2 separate regions of the Homo sapiens genome follow, and region 1 is linked to region 2. The links are chromatin loops, found by intact Hi-C in ENCODE. Cell type or tissue: MCF 10A. All regions are shown on one strand. Links, peaks and the distances in the headings refer to the core of each region. The heading gives the core; the rest is flanking DNA. Region 1 overlaps TIAM2 (TIAM Rac1 associated GEF 2). Region 2 overlaps SCAF8 (SR-related CTD associated factor 8).

Region 1 (2,930 bases), core at 259-2,758, 370 kb before region 2:
CACTCCAGCCTGGGCAACAGAGTAAGAGTCTGTCTCAAAAAATAAAAAAAGAACACCGCAATCCATGTAAGGGCTGCTGAGTATCCACGCTTACTGCTCTGGGATCATGGTTGAGAAGGGCCACTGTGAAGCCTGCATCTCAGCCATAATCCCTCTCTGACCTCCCACTGAATTCCAGACACACCTTGTCCATGGTCACTGACATCTGCCTGCCATCCTGACTCTGAACTGCACTTAATCCAGCACAAGCTTTCTCTTCTAAGACTATCTGTGTTTTTGTCTTTGTTTCTTCTTTTTAATTTTAGCCTGACTCATCACTGACAGAAATCTATTTGTTCCTTAAAATTAACCCATAGTCCTGGGAAATCTTTTCTCTATCCTTCAGCTATCTCACACATAGACACTGTTGGAAAATCATCTCAAAGAATACCACCTTCAGGAAGCCTTTCCCAAAAAAGTGTAGTGTGCCAACTACATCATCACAACAATTGCTGACTTCATGCTAATACGTCCTTTTGTAATTCATAACAAAAATAGCATACATTTCTTAAGCGATGTAGACATGTTTCTCTCTGGGTAGGTTCTTATATTCACATAGCAGTAAAGAAAAGATTTGGGGCTTCGAAATCAAAAGTCACAGACTCTACCAGCAAAGTGTGGCCTAGGACAAGATTTACCTTGCTACGTACGATTCAGCTCCTGTTTTGTAAAAGAGGATATTATTAATATAATTCATATTGAAAAAATTACTTGTTACTTAAGTTTTTGTGAGCAAAAGAGGTCACTTATGTGAAACACCTTACATACCAGAAAATGTCACCTGTAGATTCAATACTATCACATTATTATATATCATTCATCATACTTTAAAGTTATCATTAATGGGTGATTTTACTTTGAATTCCATGCATTTTTAAATACAAAGTAAAAGATCCTCCTATGCAGGATTTAAAAACTAGAAGAGACATCGTAAAGAAATTTAAAAGAAGAAAGCAAGGGAAAAATCTGTCTCTCTGTGCCATCTTTTTGAAAACATGGTGCTCAATTTTGAAGTGACATTTCTGGATTTGTCTTGGATCTGTCGCTTTCAGTACATTTTTCTGGAAGGATGATCACAGCCAGAATGCACATCCCCACACGTGCCAATGCCAAAGGAAAAGACAGGACCAGATGCAAGGAGCCAGGGATGCCAGGAACCAGCCCGGACACTCTCTGCTAAAGGCTCTTGTCTTACACAGGCACATTTTTTTCCCTGGTTCATTCTCTCGGGTACTTTTCATCTGGGCAGTGATTTCAACCCGGTGCTTAGCAACAAACAGATGCTGCCTTAAAGGTGCAGGCCCCACCTCTGAAACCAGGCTTGTTGAGAAGCAAACTAAAACCCAGCAGAGGTCACTGTGGAGTAAGAAACATCACAAAGAACAAGGCCCGGAGGAAGTCACAGGCTCCCACTGAGGGTGACAGAGCAATTAATTTACTGCTGCACTTTTGGAGATCAGGAAGAACGTAATTATGGATAAACAGGTGTGGGAGGAACATGAGCAGTACAAATTAACACTGTGCCTTCACACCCTCTTGTTCTCACCGTTACTGACAATCAGAGAAAGACTGTATCACTTGGCCGGGCGCCATGGCTCACGTCTGTAATTCCAGCACTTTGGGAGGCCGAGGCCAGTGGATCACCTAAGGTCATGAGTTCAAGACCAGCCTGGCCAACATGGTAAAACCCTATCTCTACTAAAAATAAAAATTATCCGGGCATGGTGGCACGCGTCTGTAGCCCCAGCTACTCAGGAGGCTGAGGCAGGAGAACAGCTTGAACCTGGGAGGCAGAGGTTGCAGTGAGCCAAGATCGTGCCACTGCACTCCAGCCTGGGCGACAGAGGGAGGCTCCATCTCAAAAAAAAAAAAAGACTGCATCTCGTGAGACCAAATGAAACAAGCTCCTGATGTGCCATCAGTTCACTCACCACTCACAGCCAGCCCTCTCAGGAAGGCACCATCATCACTTCCTATGGAAAAGGCAAGAAAAATATGGCTCAGGAAATTCTAGAAACTTGCCCAAGTTTACACAACTAGTGCCTATGGTACTCCGGGGATCTGAAGGGTGGAAGTCTGGGATGAGCTGGTTCACACCACCACTATACTACACAGAATGCCCGCCTGGCAGTTAACTCCCTTTATATAAAATGGGTGCAACCCAAATCTCCTGATTACTTTCCATTATTCTAAGCCACACACCATGTTCCCATTGAACAGAATGGCTCAGGGAACATTCCCCAGAAGGGAGTGGCATGCTCCTGCTCCACACCGGTGCTCACTTCCATCTCCTCTCTCTGCTGTACCGTCCTTACAAGTAGAGTCAGTGCTGAAACCATATATACCCTCCAACCTGGTTTAAAATGCCCCTGTCTTATGAATTCTCTCCTATCTCTCCTTTCTCTGCCCTCAAGTCCTCTCACTTAGATGAGTTTACTCTCCTATGTCCCTGGTACAGCATTTGGCAAAGCCCAGCTCACAGGAGAGTCACTTCTAAGTCCCGCACCAGGAGAAGATGAATACCAGCAGAGGCTTTGTCTTCTGCATCCTCATTCTCCCTCAGCCATTAACACAGTGCGTCCCACACCCAGGACACACCCAAAACTTCAGTGCTGAGCTGGATACAACTAGAAATTCACAGTCATATTACAGGCAGAAGGGTAAACGCTGTCCGTTTTCAGTATCTTACTCAAATCTGTTGACATAGTGTCAAGTTCTTAATGCTCTCTGGAAGCTTCGAGAAGAAAAATTAACAGATTATTGAAGGAGAATAAGTTCTGGACAAGAGAAAAGTGTGCAGATAGATGGAAGGATGGAAGGACAAAAGAAATAATCCTATTAAAATCCATTAAACAAGGTGCTGTGCTACAACTGCTCTGAGCAATGGTTTT
Region 2 (2,930 bases), core at 337-2,836:
TCTTATTATTCTAAGCTGTGAAATTTTGGAACTGATATATAGAGTAATTAACTAAGCCCAGAGTTCTCTCTTTTTGGTAGGTGAGATTCTTACAACAGACTCGCTCTCTCTCAAGTTTATTTTTACTTCAATAACATGGTGCTAATTACAAGCTTGTTAAGACTACTTGATTCTGCTAAGAGAGAGACCATTAAAAACATAAAGTACTACGATTACAGTGCTTCTGCTAAACCTTCTAAAATGAAACTATGACTAAAGCAATTCACAAAGTGTTACATTTATAGCTCAACAAATCTGTTGTTTGGATAAATTCTTCCATCACGACTACCTCCTGCCTCTCTTAGCAGTTCTGTGATTTTTGTATTATTACATCACTGACGAGCTGTTTGTTTTGAGTTACAACTTTGTTTTTTCTTTAAACAACATCTAAATGTTCTTAATTGTGTTCTATCTTCAACTTCTGGGTTCTCAGGCAGATACATTTGCTTGACATAAAATACTGCCCCTACTCTGGCCACTTATATCAGAATTGTTTCTTCAAAAAAAAGGTATGAAATTCCATTCTCATAATTCTAGGCATGAGTTCCAATGCAGCAAATATCATTAACATCCATTTTATATTACTGTTTGCATTAAAAAGTCAAGTTCAGACCCCAATGTCTCAAGTTTGCTATCTCTTCCATCTAAAATAACTGTTCCCCCCTCCATGCTCCTAGAATCCTTCAGCTGTACCTCTATGACAAAAATAAAGAATTCTGCCAGGTGTTCATACAGATGTACGTGCTCCATTAGAGAAGAGGTTACCTGATGCCACAACCTCATTTCTGTTCATCTCTGTATGTAACACTTGCCTAACAAGTAACACATACTCAAAAATATTTTGTGATATTTTTGTTAAACTCATTAATGCCAAAACTTTTTTAATATTAGGATGTATGCTGGGGAGGGAAAGGGGGTTTCCTAATACTTTTATTCTGAACAGTTTACATGCGTAACCATTTCTCACATACAGCAGAAAAAGGCTTTGAAATAAATTTAATCCTAGCTCTACAACTTAACATATTTTATCAGTTCTAAGGTGCAATATTTTGTCAAAGATTATCAAATTCGTAAGATGAACTTAAAGGATCCTTACAACTCAAAAGGATGTTACATTTAGTTATCGATGTTTTAAAATTCTTAGCTATGCATAAAATAACCGCACATCTTGAGTCAGATAATATATAACACTAGCTGTACACTGCTGCATGAGATGTTTAATCTCACCAAGCTTCCACTTCCTCTGGGATAAAATGGGAGTCATAATGCCCATCGCCTGAGGGTTAAATGTATACAAGCCTACCACATACCTAATAAAGCTCCTGCTACATGCTAACAGCAAATACGTTTTAAAAATTAAAGATAGCAATCTACATGGCCATCATCATTGTCACCATTAACATAATCATCAACTTGCTTGATAGGGAACAGAGAGAAAAACACGTTTAGTTTTAAGTGGTAATTCTGAAACCCCCTCCATCCTGTTCTCTACTTCCAGTACACTGAAATTAATTTCTACAATGTGCATTCATAAGTTACCAGAACACAATTTGATTACAGAAAAAACCATAAAGGTCCTGAAAAAAATGGTCTTACTAATAAGAGTTGAAAAAATATCACCATAACAAACTTTAGAAAGAAATAAAGTAGCTGGTAAAAGCTAAATAGTTGAGAAAATATTCTATTAAGACCAATTAAAAAAAAAAAAAGCCAACCCACAAAAATGCCAATTTATAGAATATAAATAGTAATAACTCTAAAGACCACAAGATGGGGTTATAAACCTTTTGAGGCTGTTGCTGCTCCAAGAGCTGCTGTCTGAGATGTTCTAGGTTTTGCTGTTGTAGTTGTTCTGCTATCTGATGAAAAATGGAATTGTTCACAGATTCTGAAACGTGAGAACTAAAAGGAAAAACAGGTGGAAACATATTTTAAAACCCACTAAAGATACTATGAAAATAACTGAGTATTCAAAGAAAACAAAAAAGTCAATTCAATAAAACATATTCTACTGCATGTTTTCTTTTGCAATTTTAATACTTAAAGTAGAATACTTGAGAACATTAATTATTAAAAGAAAAATACATTCTTCAATTGTACATCAATAGATGGATAACGTGTCAGAGATGCTCTGCTGAAGATCTGATATTACCATCTCAGGCTGTTAAATACATATAAATTACTGCTTTTTCATTAGAGCATATTAAGAAAATCTCAATATTTATAAAAAGTTTAAACATTTAAACATTGTTACTTTAACTCCTTCTCTTACTATGAGATAGAAAAACAGTCTATCAATCAGTATGTGTGAAATCTACCATTGTAATTGACCATAAAATTTATAAAACTAATATTCTTCCTTTAGAAAATCATATACATTATTAGGTATGTTAACAGAGACAGATACTGTTTAAATAAGAAAAAATAATAGTTTAACTATATTCTTGGAAATTCACACCTGGAATACACCTGGGATTCTGGGTGCCACAAGGTAAGACATTAACAATAAAAAGGGCATCCCAAAAGAGCCAAACAGGATGGTGAGAAGTCTTGAAACAGTTGGAAAAAAGTGTACTTCATCTGAAGCAAATAAACCTAAGGGGAAGAATGATACCTGTCTTCAAATAATGAAAAGCTACATCTCTAAAGATAGCGGAGTAAATTTGATTCCTTGCTTCAGAAAGCAAAACATGGGTCAGTGTATATTAATAGAAAATAAAGGAAACAGGATTCAGCTCAACAAAAGAACACACAATAATAACAATTAGTTAACTTCTCATTACAGAAAGCATTAAAATACTGGATAAATAAACTGTATCATCAGGACTGTTAAAGGAGATTCTTACATTGTTTAGGACACTGATCAACATGATTTCAAATGCTGCTTGCAA

What was found. A loop is a pair of places that touch in the nucleus more often than their neighbours do. Peaks named below come from ENCODE experiments on the same cell type or tissue, not always from the same donor. Only the 100,000 strongest peaks of a DNase experiment are listed, where the experiment ranks them.
Region 1: it touches region 2 in a loop (27-fold over the local background); 3 of 110 quality-filtered maps call a loop at or near these places.

Annotation. Positions count from the first base shown.
Region 1 is chr6:155,173,358-155,176,287 of GRCh38, reverse strand. All of the region lies in intron 9 of TIAM2 (TIAM Rac1 associated GEF 2), which reads right to left. Among named protein-coding and RNA genes, the nearest start is that of CLDN20, 89 kb to the left of the region's middle. RefSeq lists an enhancer at 1,250-1,309. In MCF 10A, for the core only: a CTCF peak has its summit at 1,390 (motif pointing right); a DNase peak (open chromatin) is centred at 1,397.
Region 2 is chr6:154,804,380-154,807,309 of GRCh38, reverse strand. It overlaps SCAF8 (SR-related CTD associated factor 8), which reads right to left. Exons shown (of 20, transcript NM_014892.5): 9 at 1,824-1,941. Among named protein-coding and RNA genes, the nearest start is that of MIR1273C, 48 kb to the left of the region's middle. In MCF 10A, for the core only: a CTCF peak has its summit at 1,813; no DNase peak of the experiment used is centred there.